3 separate regions of the Homo sapiens genome follow, and regions 2 and 3 are each linked to region 1. Evidence: chromatin contacts called from ENCODE Hi-C data. All regions are on one chromosome and are shown on one strand. Each heading gives the region's core, a stretch centred on a gene start or an enhancer-like site at or near the end of the contact. The rest is flanking DNA. Distances are from core to core; before and after follow the strand shown.

The links. Hi-C counts contacts between places; a loop is a spot of excess contacts on that map. Pooled maps may share reads with other maps.
Region 2: a loop to region 1 is called in a pooled map, with 15 times the contacts of the local background. The contact joins the promoter of TIMM17A here to the promoter of PPP1R15B in region 1. A Hi-C loop is called at or near these places in 7 of 50 pooled maps.
Region 3: a map of GM12878 shows a loop between it and region 1 (9-fold over the local background). The contact joins the promoter of PPP1R12B here to the promoter of PPP1R15B in region 1. A Hi-C loop is called at or near these places in 2 of 168 maps with a recorded cell type or tissue (GM12878 and naive thymus-derived CD4-positive, alpha-beta T cell), 1 of 37 single-sample maps with no recorded cell type and 10 of 50 pooled maps.

The regions. Positions count from the first base shown.
Region 1 is chr1:204,409,027-204,414,036 of GRCh38, reverse strand. It overlaps PPP1R15B (protein phosphatase 1 regulatory subunit 15B), which reads left to right and starts at 2,220. Exons shown (of 2, transcript NM_032833.5): 1 at 2,220-4,545. The coding sequence starts at 2,626. RefSeq lists enhancers at 1,933-1,982, 1,993-2,692, 2,953-3,102, 2,409-3,243 and a silencer at 2,028-2,474.
Region 2 is chr1:201,952,909-201,957,918 of GRCh38, reverse strand. TIMM17A (translocase of inner mitochondrial membrane 17A) reads right to left here and starts at 2,416. Exons shown (of 6, transcript NM_006335.3): 1 at 2,367-2,416; 2 at 539-638; 3 at 345-408. The coding sequence starts at 2,392. RefSeq lists an enhancer at 2,138-2,427.
Region 3 is chr1:202,346,260-202,351,269 of GRCh38, reverse strand. It overlaps PPP1R12B (protein phosphatase 1 regulatory subunit 12B), which reads right to left and starts at 2,571. Exons shown (of 24, transcript NM_002481.4): 1 at 2,128-2,571. The coding sequence starts at 2,418. RefSeq lists enhancers at 2,303-2,612, 2,284-2,824.

The DNA.
Region 1 (5,010 bases), core at 971-3,470:
AGTTCATAGGATTGAGATTTTCCAGAGGTATGGATAATAATACAGGATAAACAACAGAAACTGAGGTCCTCTTGGCTTCCTAGAAAGAAGTGGTTGTGCCGAACGTGGTGGCTCACGCCTGTAATCCCAGCACTTTGGGAGGCTGAGGCGGGCAGATCACAAGGTCAGGAAATTGAGACCATCCTGGCTAACATGGTGAAACTCCGTCTCTACTAAAAATACAAAAATTAGCCGGGCGTGGTGGCATGTGCCTGTAGTCCTAGCTACTAGGGAGGCTGAGGCAGGATAATAGTTTGAACCCAGGAAGGCGGAGGTTGCAGTGAGCAGAGATCACACCACTGCACTATATCCTGGGCAACAGAGCGAGACTCGTCTCAAAAAAGAAAAAAAGAAGTGGTTGTTCCTTGAACAGGCCCAGTAAGGCAGGAGGAGCTGCTGGTCTCCTCCCAGCTCCCTAAAGATTTTTCTGCTGTCCCTAGTGCTCATAACTGCCACCCTCCCTCTGTAATTGGTACTTGACTTCAGGGGTATCTATTACAGAGTTTTAGCAGAAATAAAGAAATGAACTAAGACCAAACTCACAAGAGATAATCAAATACAGCAATTAAAATTACCAGCCATTTTTTTTTTCAAAGGATAGTGGTCCATGTTTCCTTTTTGGCTGTTGTATTCTGTGGTTCTGGTTGCTAAGGAAGTATTAATAAATATGAATTGAATATGTTGCCTGCTTGGAAGCATAAAAGAGAGTAAATAGTTCTGGGGACTGAGCTGCTTCTCTGTGAGTTTAGTTTGCCCCACACCAGACATGTATGTACGCAGCACTGCCCAACTTTTACATAAGATCTCAGGTTGATGGTCTACATAGTACTGAACAATAGGAGAACCCTGAAATATCTGTCAGGCTGGGCGCAGTGGCTCACGCCTGTAACCCCAGCACTTTAGGAGGCCGAGGCGGGCAGATCACTTGAGCTGAGTTTGAAACCAACCTGGGCAACACGACGAAACCCTGTCTCTATAAAAATATGCAAAAATTGGCCGAGCACGGTGGCTCACGCCTGTAATCCCAGCACTTTGGGAGGCTGAGGCGGGCGGATCACAAGGTCAGGAGATCGAGACCATCCTAGCCAACATGGTGAAACCCTGTCTCTACTAAAAATACAAAAAATTAACTGGGCGTGGTGGCACACGCCTGTAGTACCAGCTACTAGGGAGGCTGGGGCAGGAGAATCGCTTGAACCCGGGAGGCGGAGGTTGCAGTGAGCCGAGATTGCGCCACTGCACTCCAGCCTGGCGACAGAGTGGGAATCCGTCTCAAAAAAAAAAAAAATTTAGCTGGGCGTGGTGGTGCGAGCCTGTAGTCCCAGCTCCTCGGGAGGCTGAGGTGGGAGGCTCACTGGAGCCCAGGAGGTTGAGGCTGCAGTGAGCCGAGATCGCACTACTGCACTCCAGCCTGGGCGACAGAGCTAGACCCTGTCTCAAATAAATAAATAATAAAAATCTAAGACTACGATAACCCTACAGTTGGCCCGCGGGGCATTCAACCTTCCATGGATTGAAAATATTCGGGAAAAATAAAGATAATAAAACATAATACAAATAAATACAGTATAACAACTAGTTCCATAGCACTTGCATTGTATTAGGTATTATACTTAATCTAGGGGATGGTTTAAATATCTGGGAAGGTGTATGCAGGTTATATGCAAACACTATACCATTTTACATAAGGGACTTGACCGTCTGCGGATTCTGGTGTCTACGGGGTCCTGGAACTAATCCCCATTTCATGAGAGGGGATGACTGTACACACGTCAGTGTGTATTAGGCCATCAAAACGCCTCCGGGAAATTCTCGGGTTATTTTGAAAACCCCTCCCCTCCCCAAGACCTTTAACCTAGAGGGCTGTTGGGGCGGTCTCCTAGGAGACCACACAGAAACGACTGCGCATGCGTGCATTCCCCCCCCCCCCCCCCCCCCCCCCCCCGCCCCGGCTGATGCAACCTCACGCTGCCGTGCGGCTCTACCTCGAGTAAGGAAGCCGACAGGGAAATCTGGCAAAACCAATCGGCGGCCACACGGAAGTGGGCGGAAAGGCCCGCCCCCCGGGGATTTTGCGAGTGACGTTGGGCGGCGCGGCGCTAGGGACGTAGACGCCCAACAGTCCTGCGTCTCTTCCGGCGTCTAGGGGGGTGTCCTGCCGGCGCGCGGGCCCTGCGGCCATTTTGGGCTTCGCTTCCACCGCACCAGCCGGCCTACCCAGTCCTTCCGGTATCGCGTTGCTCAGGGGCTTTTCAACCCTCTGTCAGTCGGAAAACCATCGCCGAGGCCGTGGGGGGACTCCTATCCATGGTGTTGAAGCGTCGAGCCGACTAGGGAACCTCCTTCCCCGCCAGGATGGAAGTCGCATCAGTCGCCGCCTATTGCGCGGGCTGTTCTTCCCTGTGTTCTGCCGCCCGCTGCCGCATTCGCTGCCCTCTGTGGCTTTTCTGCTGGCTCGAAGATCGGCCTGGAGCAGCGACGCCACCGCTGGGCAAGGCCGAGACTCTGTAGGCTTCCTCCGAATCCCGTCGACCTCCAGCCGCTGAGCGCCGCGGCCCTACCTGAGAGACTGTCAAGAAAAAGGAGATGGAGCCGGGGACAGGCGGATCGCGGAAACGGCTTGGCCCTCGGGCGGGCTTCCGGTTCTGGCCACCCTTTTTCCCTCGGCGATCGCAAGCAGGCTCTTCTAAGTTCCCGACGCCTCTTGGCCCGGAAAACTCCGGGAACCCCACACTGCTTTCCTCTGCCCAGCCCGAGACTCGGGTCAGTTACTGGACGAAACTGCTCTCCCAGCTCCTTGCGCCGCTCCCCGGATTGCTTCAGAAGGTGCTAATTTGGAGCCAACTTTTCGGTGGAATGTTTCCGACCAGATGGCTAGATTTTGCTGGAGTCTACAGCGCCCTGAGAGCCCTGAAGGGACGGGAGAAACCAGCCGCCCCCACAGCGCAGAAATCTTTGAGTTCGCTGCAGCTCGACTCCTCAGACCCCTCGGTCACCAGTCCCCTTGATTGGCTAGAGGAGGGGATCCACTGGCAATACTCGCCCCCAGACCTAAAATTGGAGCTTAAGGCCAAGGGAAGTGCTTTGGACCCTGCAGCACAGGCTTTTCTCTTAGAGCAGCAGCTGTGGGGAGTGGAGCTGTTGCCCAGTAGCCTTCAATCCCGTCTGTACTCTAACCGGGAACTTGGCTCTTCGCCCTCTGGGCCTCTAAACATTCAACGCATAGACAATTTCAGTGTGGTATCCTATTTGCTGAACCCTTCCTACCTGGACTGCTTTCCTAGGCTAGAAGTCAGCTATCAGAACAGTGATGGAAATAGCGAGGTAGTCGGCTTCCAGACACTAACCCCAGAGAGCAGCTGCCTGAGAGAGGACCATTGTCATCCCCAGCCGCTGAGTGCAGAACTCATTCCGGCCTCGTGGCAGGGATGTCCACCTCTTTCTACGGAAGGCCTACCAGAAATTCACCATCTTCGCATGAAACGGCTGGAATTCCTTCAACAGGCTAGCAAGGGGCAAGATTTACCCACCCCTGACCAGGATAATGGCTACCACAGCCTGGAGGAGGAACACAGCCTTCTCCGGATGGATCCAAAACACTGCAGAGATAACCCAACACAGTTTGTTCCTGCTGCTGGAGACATTCCTGGAAACACCCAGGAATCCACTGAAGAAAAAATAGAATTATTAACTACAGAGGTTCCACTTGCTTTGGAAGAAGAGAGCCCTTCTGAGGGCTGTCCATCTAGTGAGATACCTATGGAAAAGGAGCCTGGAGAGGGCCGAATAAGTGTAGTTGATTACTCATACCTAGAAGGTGACCTTCCCATTTCTGCCAGACCAGCTTGTAGTAACAAACTGATAGATTATATTTTGGGAGGTGCATCCAGTGACCTGGAAACAAGTTCTGATCCAGAAGGTGAGGATTGGGATGAGGAAGCTGAGGATGATGGTTTTGATAGTGATAGCTCACTGTCAGACTCAGACCTTGAACAAGACCCTGAAGGGCTTCACCTTTGGAACTCTTTCTGCAGTGTAGATCCTTATAATCCCCAGAACTTTACAGCAACAATTCAGACTGCTGCCAGAATTGTTCCTGAAGAGCCTTCTGATTCAGAGAAGGATTTGTCTGGCAAGTCTGATCTAGAGAATTCCTCCCAGTCTGGAAGCCTTCCTGAGACCCCTGAGCATAGTTCTGGGGAGGAAGATGACTGGGAATCTAGTGCAGATGAAGCAGAGAGTCTCAAACTGTGGAACTCATTCTGTAATTCTGATGACCCCTACAACCCTTTAAATTTTAAGGCTCCTTTTCAAACATCAGGGGAAAATGAGAAAGGCTGTCGTGACTCAAAGACCCCATCTGAGTCCATTGTGGCCATTTCTGAGTGTCACACCTTACTTTCTTGTAAGGTGCAGCTGTTGGGGAGCCAAGAAAGTGAATGTCCAGACTCGGTACAGCGTGACGTTCTTTCTGGAGGAAGACACACACATGTCAAAAGAAAAAAGGTTTGTTTCTTGTCTTTTAACATGCCTGATATGTTCTGACTGTTTTTATATGCTTAAATATAGCAGCATGACTTTGGAGGCTTAGGAGTGCATGTATTTTTGAGGAAGGCCTCTAAATTCATATACTTGGATTGAGAAATATGTAAATGACCCTTCTCCTCCTGTCCCTCACCCCCCACCCCAATGCACATTGTTGCTGTCCAAAACGAACATACCAGTGTGTAGATGTTAGCAGGAAAGTGCCATTTTTATTTGGGTTGGTAGTTCTGGACTGTTTCCTTACAAGCTTCAATTTTTCACACTTTTTAACGGACTATTAAACTTTGTGTGTACACGATTTAATTTTTCTAGAGATTGAAAAGGTCCTGTTACAGCCATAGAGTTTTAAAATGATTTTAAATGTATGTTGTCTGCAAATACTTAATATTTTTTTTGCATATAACAAGAGTGTCTTCATTCCTGTCC
Region 2 (5,010 bases), core at 1,167-3,666, 2.5 Mb after region 1:
TGATCTGCCCACCTCGGCCTCCCAAAGTGCTGGGATTACAGGCGTGAGCCCCGTGCCCGGCCTCACACCTGAGCTTTAAATAACTGTCTTTCTTCTGGAGAAGGAAAAAAAAAAAAAATCACCGAGTGTCTGAAGGACAGAGACAAGATTTTCAAATGGGTATCATAATTCAGGTTAATTTTTCAAACAAACTACAAATCAAGAAGAAACTATAGGGATATATGTTTGTGACAAACCGTTAGACCAAACTAAAATCACTAATTGTTGTAATCTAAAAATAAAAATAGCTCCATCTTCAAAGGAACAGAAAAAAATAGTTCAGTTAAAATGAAAATTCTGCTTACCTCCTAACTGTGGAGCCCTGGTTTTAATAGCTGTCAAACTCCCTCGTAGTCTGTGGTTTACTCCCTATAACAAAAAAAAGGAAGCAACAAAAAATATATTAGAAGTACATTTCTAAGCCACTGATGGGACCACCAGTAATATCATCAAACCCAAGTTGCAAGTGATGATAAAATAAGACCATTCACCCACTTACCACTGGAGAATTGCGAAAACCTTTGATTGCTTGAAAGATACCACCACCAATGGTACCCATCGTAAAGGCCCCACCACAGTCATCCACAATTCGCCATGGGCTAAGAACAGGGGGAAAAAAAAGACCATATTTCTCATTCACAAACCATAAAATCTTCTTTGCCAATACAGTAAGGATTATAATGGAACAGATTATACTGCAGGGCCCACTGCAACCAATAAATATTTGGCCTATAAAATGACTTGAGGAAATGCTGTAATCAAACAGGGCAGTCAAAAAATCAAAGCAGTTTTGACTACAAAGATAACCAGGTAACTGATTATATTGTTTCAGGGCATACGTACTAAGAGAAAGCAAAGGGGCTACCTAATGATTTAGTAAATGAAAACCCATTATTTTTCTAAGTTGTTTTTTTTTTTTTTTTTGAGATGGAGTCTCACTCTGTCACCCAGGCTGGAGTGCAATGGCGCAATCTTGGCTCACTGCAACCTCCGTCTCCTGGGTTCAAGTGATTCTCCTGCCTCAGCCTCCCAAGTAGCTGGGACTACAGGCGCGTGCCACCACGCCCGGCTAATATTTGTATTTTTAGTAGAGACGGGGTTTCACCATACTGGCCAGGCTGGTCTTGAACTCCTGACCTCGTGATCCGCCTCGGCCTTCCAAAGTGCTGGGATTACAGGCGTGAGCCACCACACCCGGCCTTATTTTTCTAAGATCTTTAACTCAACATAGTTAAATATTTTAACTCTCTGCTAACCTGTGTCATTATAGTACATCAAACAGCTATTTACAGTGTGCTGAGTCCTACATATCTGAGCACAATCCAGAATGGAGGATAACTGCTTTGAAGAAGATAAGTTTGAAGAGCCAGGAGACCCTAAAACTTATATTTTGTATGCCATTTATGGGAGAGGGGAACATAAAACATGCAACAAGGCTAGGATACCAGAGTAGTAATTTAAGGTCCTGGGCACTTTCACAAATTGAGGACATCTTGGTTGTTGCTCTTACACAATAAAACAAATGATTAACCGAAATATCAAGATTTGATTTTTTACCTATGACCCTAGAAACTTTAAACTCTGGCAACCTGAGACTTCTGACAGCAATTACATCGTTTTATAATTATCTATGTGTCTGGTTTATTCATACTCAATAAACGCTGGATGTAACAATGAATTTCTGTCCATGGCTTTTCAGAGAACACATGCTATTACCTCTTCCTATTTCCCAGGTAATTTTTGTCCCCCTCTACCCTCAAGAAAGAATTCCAAGAAGGAAAACAAGGCCCCACGCAATAAAGAAGCTTATCCAGACCCCTTGGCTAAAATCTATGTTCCATTCATTTAAAATGCTTCACTCTGTGGACACATATCATGATACAAGTAAAACCTCAAGAATGACACTCCCTCAAATGCCTATTCTTCAGTTCCTCAACGCAGGAACTGAGCAAGGCGAGACGGAGGGACGCGCCCAAGGTCACCTCGACGAACAGGGGGGATTATAACTGGCCCCGCATAAAGTCGATTACGCCCTGCGTTGGGAGGAGGTTCCGAGGTTCTATCAAACTCAAGTCTGGACCTCCTTACCATCCATCACAAGGTCACACGGGTGCTGGGTTGGGAGAGGGAGGCTCACGCGGCCGGGGAGGTACTAAGTACAGGGCTAAGAAGCCGACTGGCCGCGAAAGACCGCATTGCCCAGTTACCAGGCCCAAGTCGACGAGGCTGCGGTTGAGTCTGGCTTGCACCTTGGGAGCCTGGACAAGGGAGAAGGAGGGCAGTGGGCAGGGGGGCAAGAGAAATGCAAAGACAGCGGTGAAGCTCACCAAGGCTCTCGCGCGTACTCCTCCATCTTGACTCCAATGCCGCGAGTGATGCCGGGCAAGCTGGGCGGAGCCTGACCCCAGAGGCGGAAGTGATCCCGAGAGGAGGGCGTTAAGGTCTATGAGCATTGGTTCACCATTTCCCGCTGCAGCCAATGGGAGCCAGGACTCCTGTGGCCAGCGTGTGGTCGGGGCATTGGCCGCGGCGTGGCGAGACTGGCCCTGCCCACGTCCTCAAAGGCCGCGAGTCCCGGCTGTGTGGGCGGGGGGCTACCAATGACGGAGTCACACTACCCGGTCACCAGAGGTTCCGTGGACTGAAATCAACGCGATACTGCCTAAATACGCTTCTTTCTTTCCCTTCCCTTCCGCCTTCCCTTCCCCCTTCCCTTCCCCCTTTCCTTTTCTTCTCTCCTTCCATCCTTTTTCTTTCTTTCTTTTTCTTTTCTTCTTCTTTTTTTTTTTGAGACAGAGTCTGGCTCTGTCGCCCAGGCTGGAGTGCAGCGGCGAGATCTCGGCTCACTGCAACCTCCGCCTCCCGAGTTCAAGCGATTCTCCTGCCTTAGCCTCCTGAGTAGCTGGGACTACAGGCGGGCGCCACCAGGTCCGGCTAATTTTTATGTTTTTTTAGTAGAGACGGGGTTTCGCCATGTTGATCAGGCTGGACTCGAACTCCTGACCTCGTGATCCGCCCACCTCGGCCTCCCAGAGTGCTAGAATTACAGGCGTGAGCCGCCGCACCCGGCCTCTTTCTTTCTCTTCTTTTCTTTTCTTTCCTTTCTCTCTCTTCTTTTTCTTTCTTTCTTTTTTGGTACTTTTGCTGTCAAATGTGGATTAATGCTATCTTATTCGTCACTTACTGTGAAGCTGTTACCAAATACACGTAGCTCCTTTAGGGCAAACAGTGTCTCAGTGATTTATAATAACCACAGTGCCTGGAATGTAGTAGATGCTCAATAAATGTTTGTGAACTGGAACTGTTTGGGCCATCTGGAGAGCCATGACCAATTTGGAGCCCTCGATTTCAGGGACATTGACACCAGAGCCTCTCACAGGCCTCTCCACTAATGATCACCAGAAGGTGTGAAGATGTTTGGCTCGGAGAAGAGGGGACTTATGGGGACCAGGCCGGGCGTGGTGACACGTGCCTGTAGCCCTGACTGTTCGGGAGACTGAGGCGGGAAGATAGCTTGAGCCCAGGAGATCTACCCCGCAGGGAGCTGTGATCATGCCACTGCACTCTAGTGACAGAGTGAGACACTGTCAAAAAAAAAAAAAAAAAAAGGTTGGGACCCATGGAGCTTTTAGTTTACTGTCAACAAAATCCCAATCATGTGATGGCTGTTAAAGTGCTCCTCTCCATTCTGTACGTTTGTAATTAACTTTAAAAATATGTATATATTTATTTTACGGAAAAGTCAATGTCATAAATAATGGAAGAGGCCGGGCGCAGTGGCACACGCCTGTAATCCCAGCACTTTGGGAGGCCGAGGCGGGCGGATCACGAGGTCAGGAGTTCGAGACCAGCCTGACCAACATGGTGAAACCCCGTCTCTACTAAAAATACAAAATTTAGCCTGGCGTGTTGCCTGTAATCCCAGCTAGTCAGGAGGCTGAGGCAGGAGAATGGCTTGAACGTGGGAGGTGGAAGTTGCAGTGAGCTAAGATTGTGCCTGGGTGACAGAGCGAGACTCCACCTCAAATAAATAAATAAATAAAGGAAGACTGCAAAGAGGAGTGAGGGTCTCTCCAAAAGCTTGGAAATAAAGTAAGCAGATGAATCGAACCCTCCATGGAACTAAAGATTATCAATAAATGTGTCTTGCACGTGAGAATGGTTCATACTAGTTATCTGATTTGGGTGTGTAAGGTGGAGAAGACGTGTTCAGAATGTGACTGTAATTAAGAATAGTTAACTCTATTTAATTGTACAGGCCAAAGAGAGAATGTGGGAGAGGGGACATGGAGGAATTCAGAGGGCAGGAATCTGACATTTAGTCAGCACCGAAGACCTGGTGGGTATAAATATTTTAGTAACTAGAGATTTGCACTCTCACCAGGACCCAGATAAAATATCCCTTAGCTCTAGCTCTAGCTACCTCCCTTTGTTCTTATTCCATATTTATTATGCAATCTTCTTCTTCTTATTTGGCTTCTGAATAGATTTCGATATAGAAGAGAATACCCTGGCCTGTGTTTATAACTATTCTTCTCCACTTGGTAGTTAATACTGGCTTATGTATCTGCCTCTTGTGAGATCAGTTATTTTGACTAAATCACCAGGAATAGTCAGGGTTCTCCAGAGAAACAGAACCAAGAGGATATATATATACACACACATATATATATCTTATTGTGTGCAAATATATATATATCCTTCTGTTTCTGTTTCTCTCTCTCTCTCTCTCTCTCTATATATATATATATATATATACATAAAATTAATATTTATTTATTTATTTTTGAGATGGAGTCTCACTCTGTTGCCCAGGCTGGAGTGCAGTGACGTGATCTCGGCTCACTGCAACCTCTGCCTCCCAGGTTCAAGTGATTCTTCTGCCTCAGCCTCCCGAGTAGCTGGGACTACAGGTGTGCGCCACCACACCTGGCTAATTTTTGTATTTTTAGTAGAGATGGGGGTTTCACC
Region 3 (5,010 bases), core at 1,322-3,821, 2.1 Mb after region 1:
CAGTGAGACACTGTTTTTTTTTTTTTTAAACAACAACAACAACAACAACAACAACAAAAACTTCTCCAAGTCATGGAGACACACATTGTAACTCTTCGGAAACTGACTTGTAATGTTCTGAAGCCAATAAAGGCCCGTTGTCTTGATTCAAAGATACAGTTTCTCAACAGACCTCAAATCTTTAAGCAGCTTAATTTTTAGCTGAATTTGTCTAGAATCGAGTATACTTGTTCAGTTCAACTCCTTGTCAGCCCTATAAATGGAAAGGAATGCTTATATTGCATTTATAGATGTTAAAAAAAAATCCATAGCTGTCATCCCCTTCTTCTCTTATTTCAATAGATTACTAGGCCAGGCACAGCGGCTCATGCCTATAATCCCAGCAGTTTGGGAGGCCAAGGAGGGTGGATCTCCTGAGGTCAGGAGTTTGAGACCAGCCTGGTCATCATGGTGAAAGCCCATCTCTACTAAAAATACAAATATTATCTAGGCGTGGTGGCAGGCGCCTGTAATCCCAGCTACTCGGGAGGCTGAGGCAGGAGAATCGCTTGAAACCAAGAGGCAGAGGTTGCAGTGAGCCAAGATCTCGCCATTGCACTCCAGCCTGGGCAACAGAGCGAGACTCTGAATCAAAAAAAAAAAAAGAAAAAGAAAAAGAAAAACAAGAATTCACCTTCCCAAAGAGTTCAGAAATTTAAAGTTTAGAATTTAATGTGGTTCTCTTAGCTTTTATCTCATTTTACATTCAGCTCCTTATTAAGTGAGATAGAGATCTCTGTGACATAAGTCTGAAAAATCCATGCCTATGGGCCACTTCTTTACTTTCTAACTTTGCACAAATAATTTTCCTGAGCTTCAGTTTCCTCATCTGTAAAATGAGAATAACAACACTACCTGCCACACCTACTTCAAAGGATCACTGCTGAAACTCACATGGGGTAAGACATATGAAATCAAACAGCAAAGCACTCTACAAATATTGGTTACTACCTCAGGTGGGGAAATATTATCAGCAGGAAAAAAAAATGGGTACAAAATAGGGTGAAAGAGTTTCTTCTACCTGAAATAGAAGGGTTGCAAACATAGTGAGAAGTAACTTTTTAAGCTATTGGCTAAATATATTTAGGGAAGTGGTCTGATATAAAGTTGAGTTATTATTTAGAAGTAGATTCTCATGCCAATACATTCACTTTGCACAGACGGCAGAAGAAGAAAAATACAAAAGATTAAGAGTGGGTGTCCGGCTCTCAGCTCACCAAAATAACTGATGAAGTTCCATTTGAGGAGAGAGGGGTAGTTAGTCATGGCAGTCAGTAGACAGAGAATATTGCTGCATTAGGTGACAGAAGTAAAGGTGTCGTTACCAAGCACAGATTATCCACAATCCATATAGTATAGCTATACATGGGGCATGGGATTTCTATAGAGCACTTTAGAAAAAAAAATAGAAAAATAGAAAAGCTATTCCATAAGTATCAAACAGAGGTAATTCAGTAACTTAGTTCTCCATAGGAAGCTCTCAGGGAGGTAGCACTGCTGAGAAGGAAGTTAAGATACCTAAAACAACGAGGTCCAGCGTGTTCTAGGAGCTGTAGCCTAGAGGCAACACAAACTGTTTTGAAGTACTACAAATCAACAAAACAAGAGGTGTGGTTTCAGACCTGCTTGTCTTTACCCAGTAAAGGGCTTTACTCTTTAAGTGATATAAGATATTCTATAACGGGGACACACAACAACTGAATTTTCTGAAAGGGCATCAAACAAATGACACTGTGCCTATGAGTGACGCGGTGTGCAGGCACGCCAACCAGACATAAGTGAAGATAACTAATCTACAGGGATAAGACCAGGGACAAAAATCACCAGTAACCATGACAACACAAGTAGGTGGAGGGAAATACAAACACTGACCAAGCAGCGGGGTGACGCTATTCCTAAGACCCTGGGGTCAGAAAAAGACTTGATTAGTGGAGGAAGCTGGCCAAGAATGAAACCGATTAGCCCAAAAGGGCAGTGTCCATGCAGAAGGAGTCGGCGGCAACACTGATACTCCCCATGGGGTGGCTCGCAGGGTCAAAGGCTCATCTGTAGGAGACTGGACGCCTCTAAGACCAAGAAAGGAGTTACCTGGTGCAGGGCTGTCAAGCCGTCCACGTTGACCGTGTTGATATCAGCACCTCTTGCCAGAAGCTTTCTCACCTCGTCGGTGTCCCCGCTAGAGCAGGCGGCCAGAAAGACAGCACCGTCCTCGAAGCGGACCCTGGGGCTCCCGCGCCTGGTCAGCGGCTGCCGCCCCGCGCCTCGTCGCTCCGCAGGCTCCTGCTCTGTCAGCGAGCCCCGCCAGCGCCGAAGCTGCTCTGCCCGCCGCATTCGCGCCGACTCTGCCCGCTTCCCTCCTAGGTGCTCCAGTTCCGCCATTGCTCCGGCCTCGGCAGCTGCTGCCAAAACTACCAACACTAAATTACTGTTGGGGCTCGAGTTGCCGCTGCCGCCTCTCTCAGAGCGCTTCAGCCCGGAGCAGAGGGCGGAGACCCTCGCGCCGCCATCTTTACTCCTCCCGCCAGTAGTACCGCCCGCACGCTCCCTCGGCTTCAATACGCAGGCGCTGCCCGGCCTCGGGTCATCACGGGACTCGTAGTAAGAGGCCTGCCCTAAGTGCACTTGGTGGCCGTAAGGGAACTACAAATCCCTGGATGCATCAGAAAAAAGGCGAGGACCGGCGGCTCTCTCTTTCGCCACGGGACCCAGTGGGGTCACCTTTGCCCTAAAGCTGGAACTGTCTCCTGGACTGGCGTCAGCCTCTTCCTCTGGGCATTTTGGGAGTTGTAGTTTATTCTTGTTATGACTAGTAACTAATCTTATCTCCCTAATTATCACATCAATTCTTTGGAGTGGAAAAAAGGCGGTAATTATTCCTGTTTTCTGGAGGAGAGAACTAAACATTAAGTACCTAAACGACTGGATTCTATATCCTAGTTCTAAGTCTAGGGTTTTATTAACATGTGTATTAATCACGGTAAATGTGAATGAGCGTGGGGAAGAGGAGCATACATACAGATACAGTATTACATGTTTTACATAAATACTGTCAACTTACTCCAGGCCCAGAAAAGATCTTGAAAATGATGCATTCAGATGTAGTGAAAAGAGTTTAAGCTGTGAATTTAAATTGAATTCACAGCCGCAGACAAATTACTTGACTTCTCTTAGCCAGTTTTCTTATGTGTAAAATGGGAATAACATCTCACAGGGTAGTCATGTGGATCAAATGAAATAATACATGCAAGGATGCCTAATACTATCTTTGGCACATATTGGATCCCAATAAATAATTTCTCTTCCTTCTCCCTCCTCCTCCTCCTCTACTCTTTTCATATACCTTAAATTTTTACAAGACAGAATAGATGTCTTCCATGATTTTTATTTCTTTTCTTTTGAGACAGAGTCTCACTCTGTCACCCAGGCTGAGTGCAATGGCGCAATCACGGCTCACTGCAGACTCAACCTCCTGGGCTCAAGCGATCCTCCCACCTCAGTCTCCCCAGTAGCTAGGACTACAGGTGCCCACCACCACACCCACTATTTTTTTATTTTTTTGTAGAGACAAGGTCTCACCATGTTGCCCAGGCTGGTCTGGAACTCTTAGACACAAGCGATCCTCCTGCCTCAGCCTCCCAAAGTGTTGGTATTACAGCCCTGAGCCACTGTACCTGTCCCATGATTTTTTTTTTCAAAGCTAGAGAAAGATACTATCAAGCATACTAAATCATACTAAATTCCTAAGGTAGCAAATAGAACATTTTTATATTCACCAAGACTGGGTTATAAAACATGTATCTGTCCGATTGTTTTGTTTTGTTTTGTTTTGTTTGAGACAGGGTCTCGCTCTGTCACCCAGGCTGGAGGGCAGTGGCATGGTCGTGGATCACTGTAGCCTCAACCTCCCAGGCTGAAGCGATCCTCCCACCTCAGCCCCCCAAGTAGCTGGGACTACAGGCCTGTGTCACTATGCCTGGCTAACTTTTGTATTTTTTGTAGAGACAGGGTTTTGCCATGTTGCTCAGGCTAGTCTTGAGCTCCTGGGCTCAAGTGTTCCACCCACCTCAGTCTCCCAAAGTGTTGGTATTACAGGCATGAGCCACCGCATCCGGCCAGTCCGATTGATTTAATAAGTATAACCTCCAGTGCTCTAGCCCTGAACAAAATACAATTAAATGTGTTACCCATAATGAAAGAGTACATATGCAAATGTTAGATTCTTTAAACGTTTCTGTATGTTTAAAATTTTTCATTTAAAAAATGTTGCAAAATGATTGGGGTATTGTAAAGGGAAACTTTATTATATTCTGTCATGTGAAAATTTGCCTGTTCCTCAATTTCCCCTGAAATGAAGTGGAAATCATACATTAAGGAAACAATTAATTATTGAATTGAAAGCCTCAAATGAAAAGTGACATATAAATGTAAAAAATATTATGTTTAATAATACTGTGTCTAAACACCATATGCTTTAGTAGGATATTCTTAAATACATTATAAATACTAATTAAACCTCATGTCAAATCTGTGTACTATCAATAACAATGTACATAAGGAAAATCAAGGTATAATAATGTATACATTATGTAACCTCATTTTCCTTGCTACATGCATTTATTTATGGCCACCATAGAACTTGTCATGTCTCATCATTTATTGCAATTAAAAATTCTTGGCCAGACGCGATGGCTCACGCTTGTAATCCCAGCATTTTGGAAGGCCAAGGCGGGCAGATCACTTAAGGTCAGGAGTTCGAGACCACCCTAACATGGTGAAACCCCATCTCTATTAAAAATACAAAAATTAGCCAGGCACAGTGGCAGGTGCCTGTAATCCCAACTACTCAGGAGGCTGAGGCAGGAAAATCGCTTAAGCCTGGGAGGCAGAGGTTGCAGTGAGCCGAGATTATGCCACTGTACTCCAGCCTGGGTGACAGAGCAAGATTTTCTCAAAAAAAAAAAAAAAAATTAT